Linked DNA regions of Homo sapiens: regions 2, 3, 4 and 5 are each linked to region 1. The links are chromatin contacts, found by Hi-C or POLR2A ChIA-PET in ENCODE. All regions are on one chromosome and are shown on one strand. Each heading gives the region's core, a stretch centred on a gene start or an enhancer-like site at or near the end of the contact. The rest is flanking DNA. Distances are from core to core; before and after follow the strand shown. Region 1 holds the start of ZNF440 (zinc finger protein 440). Region 2 holds the start of MAN2B1 (mannosidase alpha class 2B member 1). Region 3 holds the start of ZNF490 (zinc finger protein 490). Region 4 holds the start of ZNF564 (zinc finger protein 564). Region 5 holds the start of ZNF799 (zinc finger protein 799).

The links. A loop is a pair of places that touch in the nucleus more often than their neighbours do. ChIA-PET counts read pairs that join two places held with the same protein, here RNA polymerase II (POLR2A). Pooled maps may share reads with other maps.
Region 2: a loop to region 1 is called in a pooled map, with 5 times the contacts of the local background. The contact joins the promoter of MAN2B1 here to the promoter of ZNF440 in region 1. A Hi-C loop is called at or near these places in 2 of 50 pooled maps. POLR2A ChIA-PET finds 5 or more read pairs at or near these places in 4 of 52 experiments (H1, RWPE1, WTC11 and 1 more).
Region 3: a loop to region 1 is called in a pooled map, with 4 times the contacts of the local background. The contact joins the promoter of ZNF490 here to the promoter of ZNF440 in region 1. A Hi-C loop is called at or near these places in 1 of 37 single-sample maps with no recorded cell type and 7 of 50 pooled maps.
Region 4: a loop to region 1 is called in a pooled map, with 5 times the contacts of the local background. The contact joins the promoter of ZNF564 here to the promoter of ZNF440 in region 1. A Hi-C loop is called at or near these places in 8 of 50 pooled maps. POLR2A ChIA-PET finds 5 or more read pairs at or near these places in 2 of 52 experiments (CD8-positive, alpha-beta memory T cell and activated CD4-positive, alpha-beta T cell).
Region 5: a loop to region 1 is called in a pooled map, with 9 times the contacts of the local background. The contact joins the promoter of ZNF799 here to the promoter of ZNF440 in region 1. A Hi-C loop is called at or near these places in 4 of 50 pooled maps. POLR2A ChIA-PET finds 5 or more read pairs at or near these places in 2 of 52 experiments (WTC11 and naive thymus-derived CD8-positive, alpha-beta T cell).

The regions. Positions count from the first base shown.
Region 1 is chr19:11,812,984-11,815,603 of GRCh38, forward strand. ZNF440 (zinc finger protein 440) reads left to right here and starts at 1,290. Exons shown (of 4, transcript NM_152357.3): 1 at 1,290-1,467. The coding sequence starts at 1,465. RefSeq lists silencers at 1,125-1,204, 1,625-1,694.
Region 2 is chr19:12,665,405-12,668,024 of GRCh38, forward strand. MAN2B1 (mannosidase alpha class 2B member 1) reads right to left here and starts at 1,338. Exons shown (of 24, transcript NM_000528.4): 1 at 1,139-1,338; 2 at 299-401; 3 at 1-121. The coding sequence starts at 1,297. WDR83 (WD repeat domain 83) reads left to right here and starts at 1,403. Exons shown (of 11, transcript NM_001099737.3): 1 at 1,403-1,588. RefSeq lists enhancers at 1-904, 1-20, 561-610, 671-800, 821-950 and a silencer at 1,201-1,480.
Region 3 is chr19:12,609,498-12,612,117 of GRCh38, forward strand. It overlaps ZNF490 (zinc finger protein 490), which reads right to left and starts at 1,316. Exons shown (of 5, transcript NM_020714.3): 1 at 1,067-1,316. The coding sequence starts at 1,183. ZNF791 (zinc finger protein 791) reads left to right here and starts at 1,423. Exons shown (of 4, transcript NM_153358.3): 1 at 1,423-1,585. The coding sequence starts at 1,583. RefSeq lists enhancers at 985-1,204, 1,535-1,594 and a silencer at 1,335-1,394.
Region 4 is chr19:12,550,193-12,552,812 of GRCh38, forward strand. It overlaps ZNF564 (zinc finger protein 564), which reads right to left and starts at 1,290. Exons shown (of 4, transcript NM_144976.4): 1 at 1,138-1,290. The coding sequence starts at 1,140. It overlaps LINC02926 (long intergenic non-protein coding RNA 2926), which reads left to right and starts at 1,534. Exons shown (of 2, transcript NR_187485.1): 1 at 1,534-2,620. RefSeq lists enhancers at 1-429, 1,088-1,197, 1,263-1,557, 2,341-2,620 and a silencer at 778-857.
Region 5 is chr19:12,399,991-12,402,610 of GRCh38, forward strand. ZNF799 (zinc finger protein 799) reads right to left here and starts at 1,281. Exons shown (of 4, transcript NM_001080821.3): 1 at 1,078-1,281. The coding sequence starts at 1,080. RefSeq lists enhancers at 576-665, 1,386-1,435 and a silencer at 896-1,055.

The sequences.
Region 1 (2,620 bases), core at 40-2,539:
TCTACCAAAAATAAAAAACTAGCCAGGCATGGTGGCAGGCACTTGTAGTCCCACCTACTTAGGAGGCTGAGGTGGGAGGATTGCTTGAGTCTGGGAGGTTGAGGCTGCATTGAGTAGCCATCGCACCACTGCACTCCAGCTTGGGCGACAGAGTGAGACCCCGTCTCAAAAAAAGATGGCTAAAACATAATTTTTTTTTTTTTGAGATGGAGTCTCACTGTGTCTCAGGCTGGAATGCAGTGGCACGATCTTGGCTCACTGCAAACTCTGCCTCCCGGTTCAAGCAATTCTCCTGCCTCAGCCTTTCAAGTAGCTGGGATTACAGGCATGCGCCACCATTCCTGGCTAATTTTTGTATTTTTAGTAGAGATAGGATTTCACCATGTTGGCCAGGCTGGTCTTGAACTCCTGACCTCGTGATCCACCTGCCTCAGCCTCTCAAAGTGCTGGGATTACAGGCATGAGCCACCGCGCCCGGCCTGCCTAAATCATAATTTCTATGACAGAATTTCTCATTTACAGCTTCCCCTGAGACCATCTTTCATTTCAGTTAACCCTGCTCCTTGGGGGTTATATGTGAGATAAAAGTGCCATGCTATATCATGTTCCCTGGCTCAGTCCTACACAGCATGTCCTGAAAAATGGGTCTTCAGTCACTGTCAATGCACCAGGGATAGATATACATAGTACTGAGAGCCTCTAAATCTTTAATAAGTTCTGGCTTGGTTAGCTCCCTTACAAGGAAAACCTTGCTGGAGTCCATAGCAGTGTGAGGAAGCCTTGGCCATGCCTCATCCCATTTCCCGCACGCTGGAAGACATCTGCCTCTCTCTCCTGGTGCAGTCGTGCCTTGCCTGGTCTGGGCTCCCCTCCTGCTCTGAGGCAAGCGTATCTCTCCATTGAACACTGAGTCTGAAATGCCCTGCACACACTTGTGATCCCGTGCAGAAGGAAGGAGCAGGGACAGCCCCTTGAATGAGGAAGCTAACAGTGCCTCTTCTAACAATAAGGAGCAAGTCGCCTTGAAATGCAAATATCTGATGACCAGGGCTCAAGGAAGGCGCTCGCTTAGAGAGGCTGTTCGCTTAGAGAGGCTGCTCGCTTAGAGAGGCTGCTCGCTCAGAGACGCTGTGGCCAGAACAAGTCAGACATGATCTGCAGGACCCGGTTACCCAGGGCTTCTGCTGTCACTCAGCACGGAGGAGGCGGGGCCTGGCGCCCCATCCAATCAGGGGTGCTGGGGCGGGGCCCTGTCAACTGTCCATCCGGGGAAGGGGGAAGGGACAGTCGCCCTCCGTCCATTCCTTTAGTGCTGCGCCGACAGCGGTCAGGATCTCGGCTTTCTTGCTTCGAGAGGGACTAGGTGCCTCCACCAGAGCTTCTGTCGCTCTGTAACCTGCACTGTGACCTACACTAGTCGCGGGAGCCACGCAGAGGACGCCGGAACACCCTGGAAGCCGAGAAATGGTGTGTGTGAGGGGGCTGGCGTCCGGGCGACTGGGAGAGGGGCTGGAATCGGCCGGAACCGGCTGAGGCGGGACCCGGGCCTCCACGCGGCGACTCCGGGGTCGTGGACGCGAGTCCCCTCGGTCGCAGGGTGGGGCTGGGCCGGCAGCCGGGACCCCGGGCCTCCTGTCCCGTCCCTTCACGGCGACTGCGGCCCCGGCTCCGGAGCCTAATCTGGGCAGCTCCGCGTCTCCCCACATTATGCGGGGGCCACGGGAGGGATATGGGGGGATCCCGCCTCGGATATGGGGTTTGTTAGAAACAAGTGCCCGGTGCCGCAAAGAAAACCAGCATCTAGGCAGAAAATTCCTCAGCAAAGCAAATTTATTTCTACACAAGGGTGCAGCTTGCGCCAGTCACAAGAGCACAGCGAGCGGGGTAGGGCAGGGGTTTTTCTCCTTAACGCAGTTTCTAGCACTTCTGTGTCCTTTCCTCATTGGCTAGGGTTGGACCTCACAATCTAAACTAACTCGATAGGCTAAGGTTTAAAATTAAATAGGGTCTGGCCAGGCGCGGTGGGTCACGCCTGTAACCCCAGCACTTTGGGAGGCCGAGGCAGGCGGATCGCGAGGTCAGGAGATCGAGACCATCCCTGGCTAACACGGTGAAACCCCGTCTCCACTAAAAATACAAAAAAATTAACTGGGTATGGTGGCGGGCGCCTGTAGTTCCAGCTACTCGGGAGGCTGAGGCAGGAGAATGGCGTGAACCCGGGAGGTGGAGCTTGCAGTGAGCCGAGATCGCACCACTGTACTCCAGCCTGGGCAACAGAGCGAGACAACTGGGCAACTCCGTCACACACACACACACACACACACACACACACACACACACACAAATTAAATAGGGTCTATGAGACGGGAAGGAACAGGGACTGTCCGTTACTAGGCGGGAAGGCGTATCTGGACTTGTCTGGGCGCGGCAAAAGCGGGAAGGTTGTTTACAGAACAGGTAGCTAGGAGACAAGGAAGTCGGTCTCAAGAAACAAAGAACAGCTTACTAAAGCTTTTAGAAAAGTAATTTATCATCTCTGACAGGTTCGTGTGGGAGGAGTAGCGGTCTTTGGGGTCCCCAGTGCCCACTTTTTTCTGTTAAAAATTAAACTGAGGTACGT
Region 2 (2,620 bases), core at 88-2,587, 850 kb after region 1:
CACCAACGGGAGAAGAAGGCAATCTCCACGTAAATGAAGCGACGGGTGGGATCTGCCAGCAAGGCAGAGATGACCGAGTCCAGGATGTACTGCACACCGGCGTGCTGGATGTCATTCTTGACTGTGGATAACAGGGATAAGGCTCTCAGGGAACAGCAGAGCCAAGGGGGTTATTCCTAGACAGAGGAGCCCAAACCCTGGATATTAGGGTAGCACTGGCCCCACCCTAATGTCCAGGACCCAGAGGGATTACAGGGACCATGGGGATCCCAGGGACCAGTCCCCATCCTCTACTCACTTCCATAAAAGTACTGGTCCACGGTTTTGAGCCAGCCCACGTCATCATGTGTGTGAGGCAGCAGGTGCACGTTCAGCATGTTCGGCTGCACTGTGGGGCATGTCTGCACAGGGACCCCAAACACACATACCTTGTCAATAACCCCCGAGGTCGGGGGCTGCAGAGTAAGTCTTGATCTAGAGGTGAGTGACTCAGAGAGGCCTGATCTCGCCTATGTGCAGAGGAGGCCAGGCCCTCCCAGGCAGGACACACACATACATAGTTGTGCTCATAGATACAACTCCACTTTGCACAACCCCACAGGGCAGCTCTCATTCACACTCCGGGAAAATAATAATAGAAGTAGCTGATGTTTGTTCAGCATTTGCCGACAGCAGACGGCCACCGTGGGAGGTGGGGTGATGTTATCCCCAGTTTCCAGATGAAGGCACTGAGGCTTAGAGAGGATAGGTGACTTGCCCAACGTCACACACTCAGGAAGTGTAAGAGCTAGGCTGGAATTTCAGGCAGACTCCAGAGTCCCAGCTCTCAGCCAGCACCTCCCCCCACACATACACTGCTCACCCCCTGCCACCTCCTGCCCCTCCAATCCCACAGTTAAGTGCAGACAAAGTCTAGGCAAGCATCCCGGAGACACGGAGGCAGGTACAATCAGACACAGTCCTATACTCAGATGCGCACAGCCAGACCTCGCAATGACACAAAGCACGCACTCAGACCACACTGTCATATCATCAGCCATTCACTAGACACCCACAGGACAGACCCACCCACACCTCTAGACTGTATTCTGGGTTTCACTCTGCCTCCTGTACGTTTCAGCTCGGAGGCCCCACTCACCTCGTATCCCCCGGCCCGAGCACCGGCAGCCGCCAGCAACAAAAGGAAAAAGCAGAGAGGCGGGAGCGGTGGCCGCAGGGCGCGGGACATGGTCCAGGGGCCTGCTGAGTCCAGGCAGCCGCGAGCGCAGACCCCCGAAGCCCGCGCGTAGGCGCCCATGGCTCAGCAGCTTCCTCCTGGGGTTCCCCGGCCCTGGAAAGGCCGGGCAAACGCCCCGCCCCCAGACCCGGCCGGGCCAATCGGGGTGGGGGGCGGGGCCAGGGCGCGGTCTGGAGGCTCACGGGAGAGAGGCTGTAGCCCTGGGCAATCCCGGGGGTCGTTACAGGAAGGTAGGAAAATGCCACCCTCAGGGCACTGGTTGGGCTAAAGGTGACACTGGCGTCTCACGGGCTATGAAGACGGAATGCCTCTTAATGCCGGAATTCCAAGACGGAATGCCTCTTAATGCCGGTAGGAGCAGAAGTGCTTTTCCTAAGGGGGCCGGGTTTTCCTAGCCGGTGTAGTGTGTCCATGGGAATCCAGGGTGTCCGTCCCATGGACCTTCAGCGCTAGGGTCCTGGAAGGACCTAGCTTGCCTAAGAGGAGGATCTGATGAAGAGTCCTATACTGTGGGGATTGGGACGTTGGGTAAATACCCCTGGAGTACCAGGGATGGGATCCAGCCTGGTTGAGAAGGATCCCTGGGTGTTCCGGAGAGAAAAGAGGGTCTGACAAGTGGGGAAGGACCCCGAGTCTTTCATGCCTTTCCCAATTCCTACCAGTTCATTCTCTGATAAGAAAACAAAGCCCAGGGCAGGCGCAGTGGCTCAAGCCTGCAATCCCAGCACTTTGGGAGGGCCAGGCTGGTGAATCACTTGGGCCTGGGAGTTTGAGACCAGCCTGGGCAACATGGGTTGTTTTGTAGAGACGGGTTTGAAAACACAAAATTTGTAATTTTACACAAAATGTAAAAATACAAAAATTAGCTGGGCATGGTGGCACATGCCTGTAATCCCAGCTACTTGGGAGACTGAGGCAGGAGAATCACTTGAACCTGGGAGGCGGAGGTTGCAGTGAGCCGAGATCAAGATCATGCCATTGCCCTCCAGCCTGGGCAACAAGAGCAAAACTCTGTCTCAAAAAAAACAAGAATTAACTGGGCATGGTAGCACGCATTTGTGGTCCCAGTTACGTGGCAGGCTGAGGTGGGAGGATTGCTTGAGCCCAGGAGTTTGAGGCTGCAGTGAACATAGATTGTGCCACTGCACTCAGCCTGCATGACAGATCAAGACCATTTTCTTTCTTAAAAAGGAAAAAAAAAAAAGGAAACCAAAGCCTAGATTATCTAGGTCAGCAGGGCCATCTGGTGAGTTGCCAGAGGGCAGAAGTCACTGTCTTGTCCCTAGCACCTGACTTAAGACACAAGGTTTATGAAGTAAGCAAATGAACAGCCAGAAGCCTCCAGACTGGGGCCCCACACCAGGCCTATGGGGCTAGAGCCCT
Region 3 (2,620 bases), core at 66-2,565, 800 kb after region 1:
TGCCTCAGCCTCCGAAGGAGCTAGGACTACAGGTGAACACCATACCCAGCTAATTTTTAAAAATTTTTTGAGAAATGGGGTCTCGCTATGTTGCCCAGGCTGGTTTTGGGCTCTTGGTCTTTCCAAGTTCTGTAGGGACACTTTAGAAAACTTATTTGAGATAAATTTCCTTCCACTTTACAGCAACACGGATGGAACTGGAGGCCATTATCCTAAGTGCGATGATGCAAAAACAGAAAGTCAAAAACTGCATCTTCTTACATATAAGTGGGAGCTAAACAATGGGTAAACATGGACATACAGAATGGAATAATAGACACTGGAGATGCCAATAGGTTGGACAGAGAGGGGGGATGAGGGATGAAATATTACCTATTGGGTACAATATACACTCTTTGGGTGATGGGTGCACTAAAAGCCAGACTTCGCCACTATGAAATATATCCACGTAACACAAGTGCATTTGTAACCATAAATCTACAAAAATAAAAATAAAAATGAAAAGCAATAAAAACATGCTTAAACTAAAAACAAACAAACAAAAAAACAACGAAAACAAACCATTTCCTTCCAGAGTAAAACGCAGTTTACTGAGCACGTCTCATAGATCGTGATTGGTCTGAAGAGTCCCTGTGCCCAGGTTAGGGTTGCAATTTACCACCCGAGCCAAGTGCTCGGGTGTCCTACGGATTGTTTTTTCTTTCTTTCCTTTTTTTTTTTTTCTTGGGATGGGTTCTGGCCATGTTGCCCAGACTGAACTCAAACTCCTGGAGTCAAGCGATCCACCCGCCTCAGCCCACCCACCCCCCGACCTCCCCCACCGCCCCCACCACGCAGTAGCTGGGACTACGGGTGTGCGCCACCAAGCCCTGCCTTGGGGTTCCTTTTCTAAAGTGCCAAATGTGTGGAGGTGGGGAAAAGAAAGGTGGACGCCTCAACGCTGTTATGGTCAAAGATTAAAATGCAACCACACTTTTTATTACACATGATGGGGTAACCGTCTGTTTATAAACAAGGGTCACTATTCCACGAGAGGCCTTACAACATTATGCCAAGCCCCTGGTACCTGGAGGACATCAGACCCTCCTGTTCCTGTGCGGCCTTGACTAGACGACCACTTGCTCTGGACTTGCTCCTCGAGGGGTCGCTCCATCTGGAAACTGAGACTGGAATTCCTGCGCATCCCTGTCCCCGCATCCAGAAACACTGCAGGAAGACTTCCGTGTCCGACCCGAGATCCGGAACAATTTCTGCTTCAACACAATTGTCCACGGAGGGCACCAGTTCCGTCCCACCGGCGGAAGCGAGATCTGCCTAGCTACTAGACCTGCTGCCTAGCTGTCATTCGGACAAAAAGGGGCGGGGCTGTATAATTGTCCAATCAGGGGCGGCGCCGGAAAGGAGGGTACGGCTACGCTGCGCAAATGCGTGCTACGTCACTGTGCGATCGGGTTGTGCTTAGCTTGGGGTCTCCTGGCCCCTTGACGCGTCAGGTTGCTGTACCCCTGCATCGGATGCGCTGTACCCTGCGCTGGCTCCGTGAACCTTAGGGACAACACCGGGACACCCGCGAGGCCGGAAAATGGTGAGTGTGCAGGGCCGGACTAGTTGGAACCGGCCGTGATCGCGGGACCCGGGCCTCCCCACGGTCACCTCCGGCCGCAGTGTGGGGCTGGGCTGGCAGCTGGAACTCCAAGCGTCCTGTCCCGTCCCTGCGCGGCGACTGCGGTCCCAGCCCCGGAGCCCTCTCTGGACAACTCCGCGCCCGCAGCCCCGCGTCTTTCCCAGATCGTGCAGGGACCACGGGAGGGTCCTGGGGAGAATCCCGCCTTGTGTGTTTGGTTTGTGTGGGAGGAGCTACAGTCTGGGGTTCCCAGTCCCTTCTTTCTTCCCAAAGGCTGTTTCCCCCTGAGTCTTCCAAAGATGTTGGAAGCAGAGTCTCAAATCCACTACCCTGTCCCCCCAGCCTAGCTCCTCCCACGGCGGGCCATTAATCCCTAGATTTCCGGATCCCTCCCCGAATTCCCAAACGCCTACTTCCGCTCGCCAGTGGAAAACATCGTCACCAACTCTTTGTCCTGTGTGGTGCATTTCAAACACACGCAGTATTTTAATAATCTTTTTTCCAATAGATGCCTCTTTTAAACGATTTATTTCTTGTTTGTGGATATTTTACATCAGAGAAAAATCAGAAAAATTATTCACTTGGAACTAATCTGCATAAAATGCTGTGGCCCTCATCCTGGTACCTTTCCAGGGCACAGACATCCTATGGGAACTCCTTTGCGTTGAGGTTCCTTTTTGTAAACTTTCCTGGGTAATCTATCTTTTCAGCACAGTTTCAGATTGGCACTGTCCCGCCTTGGGTTTATGACCTTGAAAAGATTTATTCACTCGAATGTCATTTTTCCAATAAATATAAAATATATGTTATCAGAAGAACTTGAGAGACAGTACAAAATATTTCCAAAGGGCAAAAAAGAAATGAATCTCAGAAAACAAAAAACATCCCAATATTACATTTGTTAAAAATTCTTTGTTCTTTCCCTGAGCACATGGAATATGTTTCTCAGGTCTGTTCTTTTAGTTTGATGTTTCAGATGGTATTCCAGGACTTAAA
Region 4 (2,620 bases), core at 40-2,539, 740 kb after region 1:
GAGGCAGGAGAATCGCTTGAACCCAGGAGGTGGAGGTTGCAGTGAGCTGAGATCGCGCCATTGCACTCCAGCCTGGGCAATAAGAGCGAAACTCTGTCTCAAAAAAAAAAAAAAATTTTACCGTAGAGTGTCAGGTTCTTATTCTCCGTTTCCCTCTCAGGTTACAAGTACACAAACAAGAGGCCGGGCGCGGTGGCTCACGTCTGTAATACCAGCATTTTGGGAGGCGGAGGTGAGCGGATCACCTGAGGTCTGGAGTTTGAGACCAACCTGGCCAACATGGAGAAACCCAGTTTCTACCAAAAATACAAAAAGTAGCCGGTCGTGGCGGCGCATGCCTGTAATCCCAGTTACTCAGGAGGCTGAGGCAGGAGAATTGCTTGAACCCGGAAGGCGAAGGTTGCAGTGAGCTGAGATCTTCCCACTGCACTCCAGCCTGGGCGACAGAGCGAAACTCTGTCTGAAAAGAAAAAAAAAACAACAAACAGAAAACAAATCCTTTCAAAAGAGTATGGTGAAAGAAACTATAAACAACTAAAATACTGTGTCTTAAATGTCAAACAAAAAACAGCTGATAATGTTGATTTGGCGAGGGGAGGTCACCTTTGGGAATGCGGGGAAGGAACCGGAAATTTAGGCATTTATTTCCAGCCCCAGAAAAAGCTAGGCTAAAAAAAACGGGAGTCGTAGGTTTGAGATTCTTTTTCCAGTACGTTTGGAAGACTCGGAGGAAGACCAGTCCCCCGGAAAAAAAGACGATGTACTGGGAAGGCCACAGCCCACAGCTCTTCCCATGCACGAACCGCACACCCGAGACGGGATTCCGCCTTATGACCCTCCCGTGTCCCAGTACAAACAATCTGGAGAGAGGCGGGGCTGCGGGCGCGGAGCTGCCCAGACAGGGCTCCGAGGCCGAGGCCGCAGTCGCCGCGCAGGGACGGGACAGGACGCCTGGGGTACTGGCTACGGCCCAACCCACCCTGCGGCCGAGGGGACAGAGGGCCGAGCTGCGCCAGGGAACTCGGGTCCCAGACCCTGGAGTCGCTGCAGGGAGGCCAGGGTGCTTCCACAGCCGGTTCCGGCCGGTTCCCACAAGCCCCTCCCCCAGTCTCCAGGCGCCCGGCCCCGCACACGCACCATTTCCTGGCTTCCAGGGTGTCCCGGGGTCCTGCCTACGGCTCTCTCCGGCCTGTGCAGGTCCCAGCGCGCCAGACGCTGCGGTGGAGCCACCGGGGCCACTGGAGAAGCGGAGACCGGAACCCAAACGCAGCGGACACGAAACAGGAAGACCCCGCGGAGTTGTTGAACATTGCCCCTGTCCCCCTTGCAGAGTTCCTGATTGGATGGTTTGCAGGTTCCCGCCCCAGTGCCCCTGATTGGGTGATGATTCAAGTCCTGCCCCCTTGGTACTGAGTGACAGGAGAAGCAATGCGGTATGTGGCTGAGTAAAGACAGATTGACAGGGTCTTGGCCACTGCCCTTCGCGGGCCGGGCTTCCTCCTTCTGTAACCTTCTGTGCCGGGGAGGATATTTGCATTTAAGCAGAAAGTGTTTCAGGCTCTGCAGAGGTGACACTGGCGTGTTTCTGCACTCAGGGTGCCCTTCCTGCCTTTTCCTCCCGGACACAGAGTCACAAGTGTGCACAGGGAATGACAGACTCGGCGTCCAGTGGAGCCATCCCCTGGCCTCGGAGTAGGAGGCGCGCCCAGGCCAGGCCAGACCACAGTGTAACAGGAGGGAGGAGGGCTTGCTTCTTTCAGGCAAGAAAATTAAAACGGACAAAGAAATAAAAGTATTAAATGTATAGGAAAAACTGGAGTTTTTATGACAGCGATCATCTATAAAGAAACCAAGAGAAGTAAGCAAACATTTGAACTAGCTCAGACAAGCAGCCTGCTTCACCCGCAGTTCACAAGGAAAACCCACAATCATAACGTTAAAAATATTCCCAAGCGCCGGGCGCGGTGGCTCACGCCTGTAATCCCAGAACTTTGGAAGGCCAAGGTGAGAAAATTGCTTAAGGTCAGGAGTTCAAGACCAGCCTAACCAACATGGTGAAACCCCATCTCTACTAAAAATACAAAAATTAGCCAGGCGTGGTGGCAGGTGCCTGTAATCCCAGCAACTCGGGAAGCTGAGGTACGAGAATCGCTTGAACCTGGGAGGGGGAAGTTGCAGTGAGCCGAGATAGCGCCATTGCACTCCAGCCTGGGCGACAGAGCGAGACTAAAAAATGAAATATGAAATGAAATGAAATAATGAAATGAAGAAATGAAATATAAAATAAAATAATCCCAAGCTTGGGACCCAGACTCTAACTGCTGAAATGGAACCCCAGTGTGGATCAGAACCTGGTGATGAGACAGGGACACTTAAGAATTCAACTTTGGGAGCTCAAGGTGCCCTCCAGTCCTCTCCTCACAGTGTGGAAACACTCTTTCCTTCAAAACCTTCATTTGTACCAGCAGGAAACTCTCACCCGGAGTCAATGTAAAGTCGTGACCTAAATAAATTGTCATGTTCCCAAACCTTTTCTCCAGGGGACAATGCAAACAAGTTTTTCACTGAGTCTGACCCTCACAGATTTTCTTCATGTATACAAATTACAGCCTGACTCAGC
Region 5 (2,620 bases), core at 31-2,530, 590 kb after region 1:
CTGAAAACAAGATGACAAACTAGTGAAATATCGCCTGGGGGCCAAACAGTTCATACCGTTGCTGTGAATTAAGGACAGAAGGTTAGCCTGGGGAAGTCTCTGGAAACCAAGAGATTTGCTGCCAGCCCTAGGAGGAGTCAGGATGAGAGAACACAGTGGTGGATTTGAGACCCTGCTAACCACATCTTTGGAAGACTCAGAGGGGAAACGGTCGCCCTTGGAAAGAAAGAAGGGACTGAGGACCACGGAGACCACAGCTCCTCCCACACACAAACCCCACACACGAGTCTGGATTCCACCTGGTGACTCGTCGTCACCGTGCAGCCTCCTCACCGGGTTCACAGGAACTGCGAGCCAGGCTGGAGGCGAGATTGCAGTTAGATATTAACCAGGTGCCCTCAGCCCCGCTGCCTCAAGGGGCCGCCTCCCTGAGAGTCAGGTCACAGCAGACGCTGACCGCCGGCTTCCCCATTGTGCCTGGGGATAAGATCTCTGAGAACTGCTCAAGAGTCGCCGGAGTTCTCAGATCCTGAATCCCAGCAAAGGCTGGCGCCAATCAGGTTGAAGTCCCAACGAGGGAGCCCATTCAGCAGAATGCGGTTTCTTCACCTCCTGTCCCAGGATTCACCCCTCACTTCCCCACCAACCAACGACCCTACACCCAGCCGCCCCCGTCCAGACCCCAAATCCCTCAGGGAGGCGGATCTGGGGTGTCCTCCCCTCTCTGGCTATTAAACTGTTTCTGCTGCAGCCCTCAGCGTCTCGGTGCAGTGAGTCGGGCCGCGAACCTGTGTTGCTTACAGCCGCACAATCTCGGGAGACGCGAGGCTGCGGGCGCGGAGCTGCCCAGAGAGGGCGCCGGGGCCGCAGTCGCCGCGCAGGAACGGGACAGGACGCCCGGGGTCCCGGCTGCATGCCCAGCCCCACCCTGCGGCCGAGGGCCGACCTACGCCAGGGGAACCCGGGTCCGTAGATCCCGGAGTAGCCCTTGGGGAGGCCCGGGTCCAGCCACAGCCGATTACTGCAGGTTCCACCCAGCCCCTCCCCCGCCTCGGGACGCCGGCCCAGCACACGCACCATTTCCCGACTTCCGCGGTGTCCCAGGTCCTCCGGACGGCTCCCGCTGCCAATGCGGGTTCCCGCGGGACACAGGCTGCCACGGAACTTCCAGGTCGTCTCTTAGCTACAGAGCCGAGCACCGAGCGCCCAGCGCAGGTGGGTGGAGAAGACGCCGCGGGCTTTTTCAACCACACACTCCTCTGGGAAGCGCGCCTGATTGACAGTTCCCACGAACCCGCCCCACGGCCCTTACTGGATACGGCGTCAGGTGCCGCCCCTCGTGGACTGATTGACAGAAGAAGCGATCTTGCACAGCTGAGTGGAGCCAGATGAGCAAGTTCCTGACACAGCCCTTGGCAGGGCGGGCTTCCTCCCTGCTCTTTGATCTGAATCCTCCCGAGGGATATTTGCACTTAAGCGGAATTTCCTGCCTGTACTCAATAGGACCTCCTGCTTCTTCCTCCTGTACACTGACTGACAAAACAATTATACTTTTTTTTTTTTTTTTTTTTTTTTTTCCGAGAGAGAGAGAGAGAGAGAGAGAGAGAGAGGGAGTCTTGCTCCGTGGCTCAGGCTAGAGTGCAATGGTGCGAGGCTCACTGCGACCTCCGCCTCCTAGGTGGGTTCAAACAATTCTGCCTCAGCCTCCCGAGTAGCTGGGATTACAGGTGCGCGCCACCACACCCGGCTAATTTTTGTATGTTTTAGTAGAGGCCGGGTTTCACCATGTTGGCCAGGCTGGTCTCGAACTCCTGACCTCGTGATCCGCCCACCTTGGCCTCCCAAAGTTCTGGGATTAGAGACGTGAGCCATCGCGCCTGGCTCCAATTATACTCTTTTTCAATGAAATTTTTCAAAATATTTCAATGTACAATTAAATTATTTTTTACTATAGTCACTCTGTTGTGCTAGCAAATACTAGGTCTTATTCATTCTTTGTAACTATTTTTTATACCTATTAACCATCCCCACTTCCCCCATAACTACTCCTCGCTACTACTTTTCCCAGCCTGTGGTAACCATCCTTCTACACGTTTTTGGTTGTTTGAGATGGGGTCTTGCTCTGTTGCCTAGGCTGGAGTGCAGTGGGGCCATCATGGCTCACTGCAACCTCTACCTCCCAAGCTCAAGCAATCCTCCCACCTCAGCCTCTCAAGTAGCTTCAGATTGTTCACTGTTGGCATATAAAAATGTTACTGATTTTTGTATGTTAATATTGTATCCTGCAACTTTACTGAATTTATTTCTCAGTTCTAATACTTTTTTGGTGGAGTCTTTAGGTATTTCCAGATATAAGATCATATTATATGCAAACCAGGATAATTTGACTTCTTCCTTTCCTTCCCAATATAGATGCCCTTTATTTCTTTTTTTTTTTTTTTTTGGACTTATTGCTCTAGCTGGGACTTCGAGTACTGTGCTGAACAACAGTGGTAAAAGTGGGCATTCTTATTGTGTTCCAGATCTTACAGGAAAGGCTTTCAGTTTTTCCTCATTCATTATCATGCTAGCTGTGGGTCTGCCATATATGGCTTTTATTATGTTAAGGTAGCTGCTTCTA